Linked DNA regions of Homo sapiens: regions 2, 3 and 4 are each linked to region 1. A link is a loop called in an ENCODE intact Hi-C map of the cell type or tissue named here. Cell type or tissue: CD4-positive, alpha-beta T cell. All regions are shown on one strand.

Region 1 (4,000 bases):
CCATTTCTCAGGGCAGCATTATAATTGTACCAGCCAAATGTGCTGGGCCGTCTCAATGTGCCAAAGCCACCTGCAAACAGATGGGCCCCCAGATTTCCTGGAGGCCTCTGGGATGTTCAGTTTGAGGGGGTGCGGGGGTGCTGAAGTGAGGTCCTTGCTGGTCTCACTGGGCAGGACAGAGCTGGAGGGCATGGACGTCAGTCCAAGGGATCACCTTTGGTGGTCACAAGTGCTCTGGGCATTTTATTTTATTGTTTTTTGAGATGGGGTCTAACTCTGTCACCCAGGCTGGAGTGCAGTGGCATGATCATGGCTCACTGCAGCTTCCACCTCCCGGGCTCAAGCAATCCTCCCACCTCAGCCTCCCAAACTGCTGAGATTACAGGCATGAGCCACTGTGCCCAGCCTGCCCTGGTCATTTTAAATTCTCATCAGTCGGCCGGGTGCAGATTACACACCTGTAATCCCAGCACTTTGGGAGGCCAAGGCGGGTAGATCATGAGGTCAGGAGATCGAGACCATCCTGGCTAACATGGTGAAACCCCATCTCTACTAAAAATACAAAAAAAATTAGCCAGGCGTGGCGGTGGGCACCTGAAGTCCCAGCTACCCGGGAGGCTGAGGCAGAAGAATGGCATGAACCCGGGAGGCGGAGCTTGCAGTGAGCCGAGATCGCACCACTGCACTCCAGCCTGGGCGACAGAGCGAGACTTTGTCTCAAAAAAAAAAAAAAAAATTATCATCAGTACTCCGTGGGTTTACTTATCAGAGGCCACATGGGTGTGCACAGGGTGGAAACAAGCACCAGGGAAGATGTATCATTAACAGGTATGTGGGTGGGAGGATGCATGCACACGTCTCAGGGAGGGTACAGGCCAGACCCTCGTGCATGGAGAAGCAGTGGGAGGCATGGATGGAACTTTGAGAACGGGGCAGGCTGGCCATTCCCAACTGGAATCCGGCTGGGAGGAAAGGGGCTGGCCGGGGCCTTGCAAGGCAGGGGAAACATGTTGTTCACTTTTTTGTTTTGTATGGTTGGTTTTTAAGTGAAATTTGAGATTTAAAAAAAGTTAAACGAAACAAAACAAGGCGCTTTGGGCAGCACCACGGACCCATACTGGCCTCTGGGACTAGCAACAACAGCTGCTGGACACTTTTCTGTGCCAGCAAAAGCTGGCGTCTTCAGGGACAGTCCACTCTTAGATGGCCCCCGCCCTAGCCCTCCAGCACGCCACCCCTGCTACCTTTGGGTTCCAGGCCATTGGAGTTAAAGTGCATCCTCTTCTGACACTCCGTACAGCTCATCAGGAACCGGGTCACGGCCTCTCTCGGGAGGAAGGCATAGGTCTCTGCGATCTGGAGGAGAGAAGAGCTTCGCTTGTTATATGGATCTGTGGGGAGGCAACTTGGCCATGGGGTCACCAAGGTCTGAGCTTTGGTGGCAGGTGCTTCGGCTCTTGCAAGGAAAGTCAGGGATTTGAGGAGCAAGGGACAGGTGTCCTGGATTCTCAGCTGTGGCAATGAGACAGTACTTTTGTGGAAAACCATTTGTTTTAAAAATCGCAATAAAGGAGGTTAAAAATTGAAAAAGCAAACCCTTTAAACATTATCTAGTCTTTAACCTATATTCTAATAAGTAACATTCCTCAGAACATTTTATTGCTGCTACAAAAAAATGGGCTTACAAACATTGCTCTAGCGTAGGGTGAGCAGTTCCCCTCTTAGAGATGGATAGACTGAGACCCACAGATAAATTCACTGCCCCAGGCCCATACACAGAACCAAAGGTCCTACAAGCCATCTCCTGTGATCACTGACAGGTCAAGAACCTTCTTAGGAAGAGCTGTGAAGGGCTAGTACCAGGCATCAGACTTTTCAAACTAGACAGGCTCTGCAGGACCCCCATGTTCCAGGCAACTATGGCTTGGAGAGGTGAGCTGACTCCCCAAGGTCACAAGGAATTTTCAAGGCAGTGCCAGACTAAACCCCATGTTCCAGGTCACACCACTCCACAGTTGCCTCCAGAAGGCCTCCCCTAGTTGAGGAGGAGGACAGGGATGCAGAGGGCTGGGGGAGAGACACAAAGAAGGGAGGGAACATGAAAAAAGGGCTGGGTGGGGGAGTGGGGAAGAAGTGGCTGTGGGCCTAGGTGTCCAGCCCTTTCCTCTTGCTCTGGGTTTTGGAAAAGCCACTGACCCTGATTTAGCTGTCTGGTGGGGCCAAAGAGTCCCTTCAGTCCCAGGTTCCCTGGGCTGAGACTGCCCAGTTACTGGTTTTCCATGTGCTTCCTGGAGCCTGGGTCCTCCCGCACCTCTCCACTAAGGGGCAGCATCACCCAAGCGTTCCGCTGTCCTCGCCGCAGCCCGCAGCCGGGCTGGGAAAGTTGGCCAAGGGTGAGGGGCTGCTCTGCGCTGCGCTTGGCCCCGCCTTCCCACAGCAACTGCAGGGGTTTGCTCCTTTAGAAATGCACGAATGTCCTTCTCCATCTCTGTGATGGCTGGAGGGTAGAGGTGGGCTAGGGCGGGGCTGGGGAGTGGAGTTGTGGGGGGATGCAGAAGGCTTGGGGTGTCCCAGGCTGTGGCTGGGCTCTTGGAGGACCAGCTCAGGCACAGCTTCCAGCTCAGCCCACTGGCAGAGTCCAGGGGCCACTCTTGCCAGCTGCAAATGCGAAGTTAATTTTGGTGACACAATTGTTATTTCTCAGCTGATTTGATGCTCTGTGGAGCAGGCAGGCTCCTTGATGAGTTATCTCCCTTCCAAATTCCCTGTCTGATTGCCTTCCTCTGGAGGTCAGGGACAAGGGCAAACCCCAGTGTCTCTGACTGGAGCAGCGGATGGGAGAGCAACATCAGGGATGCAGCTGGTCCTTGTCAGGTGTCAGGTCCGAGGGATGGGGCTTTTCTGCCATGCACACAGAGAGCTTCATCCCTAGCCCAGGCCAGGATAAATGTGGCCACCACTCTACCCCTGGAGAGGGAGCCATTCCTGTGCCCTCAGTAGGCCAGGCAGCAAGAAGGGCCCTGCCCATCCTGTGTGCAGCCCTCAGCAGAGCAGCCCAGGGCTGCCTGGAAGTCTGGGGGCACGTTCCTCTCAGGCCAGCTGGGTCTGGAGAGAGATGTCTGGCTGAAGGGTGGCAGCTGCAGGAGCAAGTGTGCAGGAGGGAAGGGCGTGTGCTAGGCAGAGCAGAGGGCTGTGGCTGACTTGGGCCGACAGATGCCCCTCGGCTCCCCTGAGACGTGGCACCCTAGGTCAGGCCTCAGGAGAGCTCAGTGGAGGGCCCGGGGGAGGGTTGCACAGTCAGCTGGGAGAAGAGGGCCAGGTCCCTACCATGAGGGCAGCCCTACTAAGCTACCCAAAGCTTGCCTGCTCACCTGCCAATGGGCAGAGAAATATTTTTTAAAGGGCTCAGGGGGTCCTCCTGGCCTGGCTGCTCTGCTGAGGGCTGCACACAGGATGGGCAGGGCCCTTCTTGCTGCCTGGCCAGCTGAGGGAATAGGAATGGCTCCCTCTCCAGGGGTAGAGTGGTGGCCACATTTATCCTGGCCTTGGCAGGGACCCCAGCAGTGTGCAAAGGCTGGCTGGCGTGCCACAGGGAGGGGAGTGCTGAGCACACACCTTCTGGCCCTGGGTCCCATTGATGGGTGGAAGGGGAGGATAGAAGGCTGACAGGTGAGAAGTCCTTGGAACTGCCTGAGGGCCAGGGAGGGAAGCCCTGCCCCACAAGGCTGGATTGTCTGCAAGCCTGGCTTAGAGCTCCCTGGGGAGTCAATAAAGCGCAGAGTCCAGCCCAGCTCTGCACTGCCGTAGGGACCTGTATAGAGGATGACAAACCCTCCCCCTGCAACCTTCAGCAGGCATCTTCTGATTCATCTTCCTGGCTTGCCTGGGACCAGAAATGGGACCTCCATTTCTGATTGAGTGCACGAATGCCCAAGGCCACAGGACCACAGAATGAGTCGAAACCAGGAGGACAATCCTAGCAGATGCTCTAGTTAATAGG
Region 2 (4,000 bases), 260 kb after region 1:
ATTTTTATATATTTATATATGTGGGAAGAAAGGCCTAGGAGAGAAGCTTTTATTCCTGGATTTTGAGCTGTGGGTTTTGAGGTCTGAGAAAGGAAGCAGGAGGTGTAGGGAGTTGGGGAGGGCTTCCAGGCTGAGAGAACACAGCAGCACATGCCTCGAGGCTAGATTGTCTTGGCCTGCGTGTAGACTGAAGCGGGGTGGGGGAGGAACTGAGCTGGGCATCTTTAGTCATGGGTGCAGGTTCTGAAGTTGGTGTGCGCTGTCTACACAGCTGTGGCTATAAGGCAATGAGGGTAGTTAATTTCACTACAAACGTAGGGTCGTGATAAAAACAGAAGGAATTTTAAATGAAATCACATTGAATTATGCAACGAGAAGAAAGCATATATAAGTGCTCAGCTTGCTCCTGGGGGACACCCAGGTAGCTAGTGCCATTTATTGTGGGTTTTCTTCCTGGACTGTCTCTCCAGTACCCACAGGTCTTGTTCTAGGGGCTTGAGGCTTTTCCTGAATGTTGAGATATGGGTTTTGGAAGGTGTGCTGCCCACACGTTGGGTAGGCTGGTGGCCAGTTGGCACTGCTGAGGCCCTGGGGGAAGGCCCAGGGTGGTTAATCATTGTCAGCCTGGGTCTGTCTAGGAGGTGAGACTCCTGTCTGGCTTCTTGTTGACCCAGTTAGGGCCTGTCTGAGGAATGGGGTTCAATGTTGCCTGCGAAACCCAGCACACATTAGAACCCCAGGCCCTGGATGAAGGCGAAGGAGGTCACATCCTTCACTCCAGGCCTCTGGTCTGCTACCAGCTCCTGGCCACAAACAAACCCTGTGTGTCCTCCCCCCAGAGCACTTTGGGGAGGTGGACCCTCCTGGAGACACCAGGTACACCAGGTAGCCCCACCTCCCACTCTATGCCAGGCCCACTAGGTTACTTAGTTCACTGATTTGGCCTGAGGTGAAACGCTTGAAATTAATGATTATTCTGAACCGACACCGCAGCAGCTTTCCTGGGATTCTGACTGCTTTGTCTCATAGGAACTGGCCATAGGTCAGCCAGCCTGTTCTTCCGGGTCAGGGCTTGGGAGAAAAAGGGCTGAGAAGCAGCTGATTGGTCTGATTCAGGCACGTCCCTTGTCCTTGGTAGGGGAAATTCCTTAACAGGTGCTGATACACACTCTGGATCATGTGAAGCACAGAAAGCCTATGTGTTATGTATCAGCGCACATGTTTATAATCTGAACAATGCTGCTTTAACATGCATATTAATCACCTAGGCATGACTTGTGTGTGTTAAAATGTCTTGTGAAAATCCCGCTTCAGGCCGGGTGTGGTGGCTCACGCCTGTAATCCCAGCACTTTGGTAGGCTGAGGTGGGCAGATCACGAGGACAAGACATCGAGACCATCCTGGCCAACATGGTGAAACCTGTCTCTACTAAAAATACAAAAATCAGCTGGGCGTGGTGGCGCATGCCTGTAATCCCAGCTACTCAGGAGGCTGAGGCAGGAGAATCGCTTGAACCTGGGAGGCAGAGGTTGCGGTGAGCTGAGATCGTGCCATTGCATTCCAGCCTGGCGGAGGTCGCACCACTGCACTGCAGCCTGGCGACAGAGGGAGACTCTGTCTCAAAAAAAAAAAAAATGAAAACCCTGCTTCAGGACATCTAGCTTAGTGGTGGAGATTTCTCCAGCCAGCTCCCACTTCCAACAGTTCTTCCAAGCAGCTCTCAGTTCATGGTACTGTAGCCTGCGTGGCTCCTGGGCCACACAGGGAGTAGCAGCAGAGGTCCAGTTGCCCCATGCCATGGGCAGGTGCAGGGTCTGGAATTGGGAGCTCTCACCACAGATTGCACCTCTGCCTGGGGGCGCCACTGGGCTCATCAGACTGAGCTCACGGTGCCCCCTGGTGGGCGATGCCAGTGGCGCCAGTGCAGCTTGGAGCCCGCAATACAAGGTGTGGCTTCTAGAAGGTACCCTGGTTTGAGATGCTGAGGTGGGAGGATCCCTTGAGGCCAGGAGTTTGAGGCCAGCCTGGGCAACATAGCCAGACTCTGTTTCTACAAAAAATTAGCCACACCTGGTGGCACACACCTGTGGGCCCAGCTGGAGGATCACTGAAGCCCTGGGAGTTGAAGCCTACAGGGAGCCGTGATCACGCCACTGCACTCCAGCCTGGGTGACCAAGTGAGACCCTGTCTCTAAGATAGATGGATGGATGGATGGATGGATGGATGGATGGATGGACAGATAGAAGATAAACTGCGAGGCTAGCACGGGTTGTCTGGCAGGGGCTGGTATGTCTCCACGATGGAGCCCGAGGCAGGGAGGCCCGGTGCATATGGCAGCAGCTTATTGGGGAAGCTTTTCCCAGGCACGGTTCCAGGACACAAGGGTGTGGTGTGAGTGACCTGGAGCTGTTTGTGGTTCAGGGATGGGGGCCTGGAGGTCTCATTATGCCTAGGCTTTTATAATATTTTTGCCAACCAAAGGTGGAACAAAAAGCAAAGGCAAGTGACTTGGAAAACTCGGTTTCAGCGGGGATTTATGCCCTGAAGTTTTTTACTCGTTCTCTATCTAATCCTGGCCCTACCTCTTAGATGGGCTATATGACCTTGGAGAATAACCTAGTCTGGATGTCAGTTTTCTTTTTCTAGAAGGTGAGCTCCCCAGTCTCCCTAGGGGGAGATACAGGTTGTTGCATCCAACAAAATCTGTGTGCCCATAATGTTGCAGGCAATGGGCCAGCCCAGAGGTTATAGCCTGCCAACCCATCCGTATGGCCCTGGCCCTGTGTGTTAGCTGATTTACCTGACCAGGAGGGGCAGCAGTGGGGAGGCCAAGTCCCAGAGGTGAGGGTGAGGCTACAATGGATCTGGGGAGTCCCCCTCCTGGTAACTGCCCCCAGGCTTTCTGCCTGTGCCTCCATCCTTCCCTCCTTGGGAACTTGGGACTCTGAGCCCCAGCTGGTGAGGGAGGAGGGGAGTGAGCGACAGGCCAGCAGACCAATGGGCCCTGGAGGATGGGGTGAGGCGGGGCTTGTGCTGCCATGGAGAGGAGAGAAGCGGTTCTGTGGGGGAGGAGGGGGTGGGTGGGAAGAGGACCTGGAGATTGAGGGGAAGGGAGAGAGCAAACAAAGGGGTCAGGAGGGAAAATAATGCACTGGCTTCCTGAGCCCCTGCAGAGGCTGAGCAGGGAGAGGGGGCCAGGGCCAGAGGGGACAGAGGCTGGCGGCAGACGGGCCGGGACAGGCAGGTCCTAAATGGCATTGTTTGAAGGGGCCGGCTAATTGCACAGAGCAGTCTGAGCCTGAGACCCCAGCCCTGGCCTCCCCACTCTGTCCTGGGTGCTGGCGTCTGAGCCTTCGGGACAGCCTGTCCACATGGAACCAAGTCCTGAGCCTCCAAGCTTGGTGAGGGGGAGGCTATGGGGGGCAGCCTGGGTGGGGTACTTGGGCAAGAGCATCACCCTAAGAATGCATCCTGGGGCCTTGGCCTGAGAACACAGAGCCCATGGCGGGGGAACACTGTCCCTCTCATGTCCCTGCTTCCCTTTCACCCCACCCATTCTGGCTTCTCCCACAGGAAAGCATGAAGGGAGACACCAGGCATCTCAATGGAGAGGAGGACGCCGGCGGGAGGGAAGACTCGATCCTCGTCAACGGGGCCTGCAGCGACCAGTCCTCCGACTCGCCCCCAATCCTGGAGGCTATCCGCACCCCGGAGATCAGAGGTGGCTGGGCAGTGGGGACTGGGGTGGTGTCAGGCGCTGACATAGTGAGCGGTCACTGCAGACAACTGGAGGCTTTGGGGAGAGTCTCTGACAACCTCCACCACAATTCCCCGGGAGGGAAGAGAGCTCTAGCAAGGAGGGATGCAGGGTCGAGCCCTTCACACCTGCCCGCAGCCCTTGGCCTCCCCTTTGGGACTCTCATCTCAGCTGGGACTCTGAGCGTGACACAAGGGTGATGGTTCCCTGTCCTCTGCCAGTCATGACAGGGGTGGTCTCAG
Region 3 (4,000 bases), 490 kb before region 1:
CCACATAGTTGCGGAGTAAGCTGGGGCCCCTCGAGATCCAGCAGTTTGCGATGCTGCTGCGGGAGTACCGGCTGGGGCTGCCCATCCAGGACTATTGCACAGGCCTGCTGAAGCTCTACGGAGACCGGCGCAAGTTCCTCCTCCTTGGTGAGCCCCCGCTGTACCCCCAGAGGTCAGCTAGGGCCCCTGCTTGGTCCATGCCATCCCAGTCAGGCACCAGGCTGCAAATGTTTTCTCCTTATCTTTCAGCCTCTGATGAAACCCAGATCATGAGATTCACAGGGCAGATGAGGAGCCCAAAGTGCAGAGTAGGGAAAGGACTTGTCAGAGCTGGGAGACACTGTTGATAAGAAGAACTAAGCAGTGGTGTGGCCATTTCATCCTCACAGCAAAGCTGCGAGAGGGACTGATTCTTCCCATCTTACCCCACACGGAAGCTGAGGCTCAGAAAGGCTAAGGAACATGTCCAAGGTCACACAGCTAGTAAGGAGGGCTAATAATAACAGGAGGAATAATACGAATAAGCTGACATGTGCTTGGCAGTTACCCTGTGCCAAGCATCATCTCATTAAATGCCCCCAGTTCTGAGAAGTAGATACTATTAATGGTCCCCATTTTGCAGGTGAGGAAACTGAGACTCAGAGTTACAAAGTAAAGGACTGAGGTCACATAGCTAGTAAGTAGGAATGGAAATAAAACAAACTGTTTACAGAGTGCTCAGTATGTGCTGAGTACCTTGTTATTTAATCCTCACATCCCTACCCAGAGAACAGGTGCAATTATCTGTTTTACAGGTGAGGAAAATGAGGTTCAACATAATTAATCAATGGGAATATAATGATGGTACTAATAATAACAAAAATAGGCCTGGCGAGGTGGCTCACACCTGTAATCCCAGCACTTTGGGAGGCTGAAGCTGGCGGATCACCTGAGGTCAGGAGTTCAAGACCAGCCTGGCCAACATGAAACCCTGTCTCTACTAAAAATACAAAAATTAGCAGGGCGTGGTGGTGTGCGCCTGTAATCCCAGCTACTTGGGAGGCTGAGGCATGAGAATCTCTTGAACCCGGGAGGCAGAGGCTATAATAATAATAATAAAAGTACAGTAATCTAGTATGTAGTGAGCATTCACTGTGTGCTGAGCGCTGTGTCGTTATTCGCTGGCTCAGACAGTTAAGGACCTTGGGCAAGGCCACACAGCCAGTGAGTGACAGCAGGGATTTGCACCCAGATCTGCAGAGAGGACGCTTCCCCTGTGGAAGGGAAAGGGAACGTGTCCTGGGGACTCACCATGCCCCTCGGCTCGCAGGGATGCGGCCCTTCATCCCGGACCAGGACATCGGCTACTTCGAGGGCTTCCTGGAGGGCGTGGGCATCCGCGAGGGCGGCATCCTCACTGACAGCTTCGGCCGCATCAAGCGCAGCATGAGCTCCACGTCGGCCTCCGCAGTGCGCAGCTACGATGGCGCGGCGCAGCGGCCCGAGGCACAGGCCTTCCACCGGCTGCTGGCTGACATCACGCACGACATCGAGGCGCTGGCCCCCGATGACGACGACGACGACGAGGATGAGCCCCGGGGCTCCAGGGGCGGGAGCGACGCCGCAGAAGACAACTACCTGTAGCCACCGCCCCTGCGGACGGCGTGGCTCAGCAGCCCACCTCTGAGTCTCAGCTTTGCTTCGGGGACCCTATCCCCAGGGCCCCCCCATCACACCTGGCGGGGCCGGGGGGTCTTCACTCCAGGGTCTCGCTCCCTGCCCTTGGGGCCCGGGGCCATGCAGTACCTGGAGTGTCCTGCAGGGGGAAAGCGAAGCCGGGCCCTGAAGTCCGGGGCAGTCACCCGGGGCTCCTGGGCCGCTCTGCCGGGCTGGGGCTGAGCAGCGATCCTGCTTTGTCCCAGAAGTCCAGAGGGATCAGCCCCAGAACACACCCTCCTCCCCGGGACGCCGCAGCTTTCTGGAGGCTGAGGAAGGCATGAAGAGTGGGCTCCACCTGCTGGCCGACTGAGAAAAGAATTTCCAGAACTCGGTCCTATTTTACAGATTGAGAAACTATGGTTCAAGAAGAGAGGACGGGGCTTGAGGGAATCTCCTGATTCTCCTTATATGACCTCAAACTGACCATACTAAACAGTGTAGAAGGTCTTTTTAAGGCTCTAAATGTCAGGGTCTCCCATCCCCTGATGCCTGACTTGTACAGTCAGTGTGGAGTAGACGGTTTCCTCCACCCAGGGTTGACTCAGGGGGATGATCTGGGTCCCATTCTGGTCTTAAGACCCCAAACAAGGGTTTTTTCAGCTCCAGGATCTGGAGCCTCTATCTGGTTAGTGTCGTAACCTCTGTGTGCCTCCCGTTACCCCATCTGTCCAGTGAGCTCAGCCCCCATCCACCTAACAGGGTGGCCACAGGGATTACTGAGGGTTAAGACCTTAGAACTGGGTCTAGCACCCGATAAGAGCTCAATAAATGTTGTTCCTTTCCACATCAAACATTTTATGACTCAGTTTACCTTTCTTGCCTTGTAATAAGCAAAAGATGTCTGGGTGCATCCTACCCCAACTGAAGTGGTGGTGAGCTATTCAGAAGATCCTCAGGGGAGTTCACTGTTTGGGAAGAAGAAACAGTACTTGTTCCCTTGCAGCCTTGTTACAGCCTAGCTCTGTGCTCAAGTCACAAACAAGAAATAGCCAAGACTCCACAGGCAGCTATCTGGGAGTCTGGGGTAGTCAAAGAAATGGGAAGGAAAGGTTGGAGAGGTAGAGAAGTCAGGATAAGGACAGCATTCAGCACAGCCTGAGTAAAGGCTGGAAAGCTAAAAGGGATGAGGCCTGAGAGGAGGCCAGAGACTCACATAGGAGATCCAAAATGTGTTTGTAAAACCTTGCAAAGGCTTCCATGGCCAGACACATTGTACACACCATAAAATAGGCACTGTTAGCAATTTTCAAAAAAATGTTATTAGGACTCCAGGTCCAAAGAGTTCCATAATTCATACTTGGTTTGTGGTAAATGATCATCCCATCATCACTGGTCCATGTAGGGCCCTTCTGATGTTTTATTTTACCCTCTCCTGATCCACATGTTCCCCACACTCCTTTTCCCTCTTTACTATGAGCGCCTAACCCTATGTGCTGATATATGTCCCTGGACCTAAACTACACAGTGCTTTGTGTGTGTGTTTGTATAAATGATATTACATAAGAATTTCACTCTATTCCTTCTCTCACTCTGTAATGTTTTTCTATTTAAAAAGAAAACTAAGAAAATTTTTAGAGACAGGTTTTTGCTCTGTCACCCAGGCTGGACTGCAATGGTGCAGTGACAGCTCACTGCAAGAACTCCTGGGCTTAAGTGATCCTCCTGCCTCGCCCTCCCAAAGTGCTGGGATTAAAGGCATGAACCACCAAGCCCAGCCACCCTATAATGTTTTAAATACCTACATATGTGCTGTTGAAAAATCTCACTGTTGCATCCAACTGCTGCAAAATATTTCGAGTTGAGCATCCGCTGTTTTCTTTATCCATCTCCCCAGAGATGAACACCCAGGTTGCTTCCAACTCCCTCTTACCACAAACAACACTGTGATTGATGAACATTTTTGTACATGAAACTTATGGGCCTATGTGAGCATTTCTTTGGGCTCTAAATCCAAGAGTGGAATTACTAGATCACAGGGCAGGTTTTGAATTTCATTAACTTCTTCCAGAATGGCTTTCACCAACGGTGAGTGAAGGATGCTGTTTCCCGACATCTTCATCAGATTTTTCATCATCTGATTTTGTAACTTTGCATTCAGTGTGGGTGTAAGGTGGCAAGTTGTTTTAATTTGCATTTCTCTGTTAATCCTGAAATTTATAACTTCCTTCTATACTAGTCAGCCATTTGAGCTTTCCTTTCTGTGACTTCCTTGTTCATATCTTTTGTTCATTTCCTACTGGGCTTCCTGTCTTTTTCTCATTGATTTGCAAGAGTAGTTTATAAATTTTAGATATTAATCCCT
Region 4 (4,000 bases), 130 kb after region 1:
AGGTGTGGGAGACAGGGACAGCACTTCTTACCCGGCTCAGCATTCCAGTTTTTGTAAAGGGAAAACTGGCCAGGCGAGGTGGCCACTGCCTGTGATCCAGCATGTTGGGAGGCTGAGGCAGGAGAATCGCTTGAGCCCGGGAGTTCAAGACAGGCCTAGGAAACATAGGAGACCCTCTCTCTAAAAAAAAAAAAAAAAAAAAAAAAATTAGCTGGGTGTGTTGGCTTGCGCCTGAGGGTTCAGCTACTCATGGGGTAGCTACTCAAGTGGGAGGATCACTTCAGCCCAGAAGGTTGAGGCCGTAGTGAGCCATGATCGCCCCACTACACTCCAAAGTGGGCAACAGAGCGAAACCCTATTCAAAAAAAAAAAGGAAAAGAAACGAGAAAATTGGAGCAAATGATCTCTGAGCCTTGAAGATTCTTACAGGGTGGACAAGAAAACCCCCTGAAGCTGCTCATCCCTGCCCCAAGTCACTTCAAAGCAGGGCTGTAGGCTCAGACACCTTTACCAACCAACGTGACCTCAGGCAAGGGAGCTCATTGTCACATGCCTGGGTTTCCCCATTTGCAAGGCTGGGGATGGCAACAGAGCCCACCTCAAAGGGTCTCTGAGAAGACTGGAGGAGATAACAAAGGTGAAGTGTCCAGCACAGCAACTGGTCTGACCTGAATAGCCAGCCACTGCCATCTGAAAGGTCTGGGGAACTGGGGGGTGACCTGGCACCTAGCCTGTCCGAGTCTTACCTCTTCATGTGGCAGCTGCAGTCTGGCACTCTGAGGAGGAGGATTAGAGAGCTTAAGTGACTTCTGCAAAGCCACACCACTACGGAAGAGGAAGAGGCAGCCTTGGATCCCTTGAGTGAGGAGAGGATGGGACCTGGATTCCTATGTTGACATTTGTTGAGCATCTACTGGATGCAGGGTCCTGAACAAGACCCCAGGAAGGGACTAAGATGAATCTGAGATTCACTCTGCCTTTAAGGGGACCCCAGTCTGGAAGGAGAGAGAAAACACACATACAAATAACTAGAATGCAAAGCAAATGTGGCTGGATGCAGTGGCTCACACCTGTCACTTTGGGAGGCTTAGGCAGGAGGATCACTTGAGATCAGGAGTTCGAGACCAGCCTGGCCAACACAACAAAACCTCGTCTCTACTAAAAATACAAAAATTAGCTGGGTGTGGTGGTGCACGCCTGTAGTACCAACTACTTGGGAGACTGAGGCACGAGAATCACTTGAACCTGGTGGGGCAGAGGTTACAGTGAACTGAGATCGTGCCAGTGAGCTGAGATCATGCACTTCAGCCTGGGCGACAGAGCAAGACTCCATCTCAAAAAAAAAAAAAAAAAAAAAAAAAAGCAAATACCCCTGGCATCAGAGGGGGCCCAGCAGCCCTCCATGCAAAGGGGCTGGGGTGAGACTCTTGGGATGGCGGGGAGATGCTGCTGTGTCTTGGAGCTCAATTTGCAAGGCAAAGGTTTTGATTTTATTTGAACGATAAAATCAGCCCTGGGGGTCATGGGGGTGCTGATGGAGCCTCCTCTGGCTTTTTTGGGAAGTTCTGGGTGGTCCCTGACCTCTGTGATTCCTGCTTCGAAGGTTCTGGGATCTATCCTGGAGGTATCTAGGAGTCCCGGATGCTGTGGTTTTTGGAGACTACACTGTCCAGACCCCCAGCATGAATACATTCACGTCCACAAAAAACAGTGAGGGCCCCCTTCCAGGTAGCCAGACACGCACCAGTTTGGGGGGCTTCCTGCTGCTGGGCAATTTGGTGGGGAGAGGATGCAGCACCAGTGAGAGGCCCTCTCAGAGATGGTGGAAGCCTCTCAAGGCTGAGAGATGCAAGGCTGCTGGCCCCGATGTTGCAAAGCCTGAGCCTCAGGCGGCAACCCAAAGCGGGCAGGGTGAGTGCTAGGTCACTGGCCTTGGGGATGGTGCCTCCGTCACTCCCTTCCTGGAGATCAGAGCTCAGCCAGAGGAGCGGGCTGGTCTAGCCACAGGAAGTCTGTGCAAGCACAGCCAGCAGCTCCTGGAAAATAGGCGCTGCTCTCAGCCTCCCCAGGGCACCCTGCACCCAAGCTGGGCCAAATGATGGTCTGGGGCGCCCTCTGGTGGCTCCTCTGGGCAGTGGTGGATGCTGAAGCCACTGTGAATTTAAGGGTGGGTGGGGCAGAGATGGTCAGAGTTGGAAGATTTCAAGGTGGACCACTCTTTCCACTACACAGATGGGAAAACCAAGGCCCAGAGGGAAGTGACCTGCCTACAGTTGCACAGCCAGTGACTAATACAAGAACAGAACCCAGAAGTTCCTCTGTACCAATGCTTTTTTTTAGGGGGTCTCAAGACATCCCACCCTAGGGGAGGGAAGGCTGAGTGTCCAGGGCTCACTCCCAGTGCATATGGACAGCTGAACTGTAGGTCGCTGAGTATCTGTGTGACATAGCATGCAGCACTTCCCTCCCAGGCTTGGTTCTTTGCCTCTAAAGCCTGGGGTTACTGTGTTGGCAAGGGATGGGGGACTAGGCCTCCTGCTTGCACACTGCTAGAACTGAGGGTGTAAACCAGCCAATCTTTCGGGGAGTTCTAAGAAGAGTGTTCCTACAGCTGGTATCATACTTCATGGTGAGAGATTGGGTGCTTTCCCCAAGACCAGGAACAAGACAAGGATGTCCACTCTTACGGCAAAGTTGAATTCACGACTTGTATTCAACACTGTACTGGGTACAATGGCAAGAAAATAAAGTCATCCAGATTGCAAAAGAAGAAGTAAAACTATCCCTACTTGCAGATGACATGATCTTATATATAGAAAATCTTGGTTGGGAGCAGTGGCTCATGCCTGTAATCTCAGCACTTTGGGAGGCCAAGGCAGGTGGATCACCTAAGGTCAGGAGTTTAAGACCAGCCTGGCCAGCAAGGCAAAACCATGTCTCCACTAAAAATACAAAAATTAGCCAGGCGTGGTGGTGTGTGCCTGTAACCCCAGCTACTCAGGAGGCTGAAGCACAAGAATTGCTTGAACTTGGGGTGCAGAGTTTGCAGTGAGCCAAGATCACGCCACTGCACTCCAGCCTGGGTGATGGAGCGAAAAAAAAAAAAAGAGAAAATCCTAAAGAATCCACTAAAAAAAAGTTATAACTAATAATTGGGTTTGGCAAAGTTGCAGGATACAAGATCAATATACAAAAATCAATTGAGCTTCTACACATTTGCAATGAACACTTCAAAAATGTAATTATGAAAATAATTCAATTTATACTAGCATCAAAGAGAATAAAATGCTTAGGAATAAAAGAAGTACAAAACTTATAATCTGAAAACTACAAAACATTGTTTAAAGAAATTAAAGATGCCATAAATAAATGGAAAAATACCAATGTTCATAGATCTAAAGACCCAATACCATTAAGATGGCAAGACTCCCCAAATTGATCTTCAGATTCAACACAATCTCCATCAAAATTCCAACTTGGTTCTTTACAGAAATTGACAAGCTGATCCTAAAATTCATATGGAAATTTAAGGGACTCAGAAAAGCTAAAACAGTCCTGAAAAAGAATAATGGTGGGCCAGGCGTGGTAGCTTATGTCCGTAATCCCAGCACTTTGGGAGGCCGAGGTGGGCAGATCACTTGAGTCCAGGAGTTTGAGACCAGCCTGGGTGATATGGTGAAACCTCATCTCTACAAAAAATACAAAAATTTAGCTGGGTGTGGTGGCATGTGCCTGTAGTCCCAGCTACTCAGGAGGCTGAGGTGGGAGGATCACTTGAACCTGGGAGGTAGAGATTGCAGTGAACCAAGAATGTGCCACTGCATTCCAGCCCGTGTGACACAGCAAGATCCTTCCCCAAAAAAAGAAGAAGAAAAAATGAACAATGTTGGAGTGCACACACTTCCAATTTCAAAAATTACTATAATAAACTACAGTAATCAGGACAATGTGGTACTGGCATAAGGACAGACATAGAGATCAATGAAATATAAATAAGAGT

Evidence for each region. A loop is a pair of places that touch in the nucleus more often than their neighbours do. Peaks named below come from ENCODE experiments on the same cell type or tissue, not always from the same donor. Only the 100,000 strongest peaks of a DNase experiment are listed, where the experiment ranks them.
Region 2: a loop joins it to region 1, with 1.9 times the contacts of the local background. A loop is called at or near these places in 36 of 110 quality-filtered maps.
Region 3: it touches region 1 in a loop (6-fold over the local background); 3 of 110 quality-filtered maps call a loop at or near these places.
Region 4: it touches region 1 in a loop (9-fold over the local background); 109 of 110 quality-filtered maps call a loop at or near these places.

What each region holds. Positions count from the first base shown.
Region 1 is chr20:32,519,567-32,523,566 of GRCh38, forward strand. NOL4L (nucleolar protein 4 like) reads right to left here. Exons shown (of 11, transcript NM_001256798.2): 3 at 1,245-1,356. LOC101929698 (a long non-coding RNA gene) reads left to right here. Exons shown (of 3, transcript NR_110619.1): 3 at 1-719. Among named protein-coding and RNA genes, the nearest start is that of NOL4L-AS1, 40 kb to the right of the region's middle. In CD4-positive, alpha-beta T cell, CTCF peaks have their summits at 2,320 (motif pointing right) and 2,522; DNase peaks (open chromatin) are centred at 2,345 and 3,000; H3K4me3 peaks cover 272 bases; H3K27ac peaks cover 2,247 bases.
Region 2 is chr20:32,776,744-32,780,743 of GRCh38, forward strand. It overlaps DNMT3B (DNA methyltransferase 3 beta), which reads left to right. Exons shown (of 23, transcript NM_006892.4): 2 at 3,575-3,722. The coding sequence starts at 3,581. Among named protein-coding and RNA genes, the nearest start is that of DNMT3B, 16 kb to the left of the region's middle. RefSeq lists enhancers at 732-1,280, 1,316-1,817, 1,683-1,812, 2,319-2,819, 2,820-3,320 and 2 more. In CD4-positive, alpha-beta T cell, CTCF peaks have their summits at 1,888 (motif pointing left) and 2,089 (motif pointing left); a DNase peak (open chromatin) is centred at 1,878.
Region 3 is chr20:32,029,692-32,033,691 of GRCh38, forward strand. CCM2L (CCM2 like scaffold protein) reads left to right here. Exons shown (of 10, transcript NM_001365692.1): 9 at 9-147; 10 at 1,310-2,489. The coding sequence ends at 1,623. Among named protein-coding and RNA genes, the nearest start is that of HCK, 21 kb to the right of the region's middle. RefSeq lists an enhancer at 1,520-2,047 and a silencer at 1,709-1,758. In CD4-positive, alpha-beta T cell, CTCF peaks have their summits at 1,837 (motif pointing right) and 2,037 (motif pointing left); a DNase peak (open chromatin) is centred at 1,960; H3K4me3 peaks cover 431 bases; H3K27me3 peaks cover 1,429 bases.
Region 4 is chr20:32,650,987-32,654,986 of GRCh38, forward strand. C20orf203 (chromosome 20 open reading frame 203) reads right to left here. Exons shown (of 6, transcript NM_182584.4): 2 at 747-995; 3 at 32-180. The coding sequence starts at 166. Among named protein-coding and RNA genes, the nearest start is that of C20orf203, 21 kb to the right of the region's middle. RefSeq lists an enhancer at 1,748-1,797 and a silencer at 2,088-2,187. In CD4-positive, alpha-beta T cell, CTCF peaks have their summits at 2,123 (motif pointing left) and 2,322; a DNase peak (open chromatin) is centred at 2,095; H3K4me3 peaks cover 302 bases.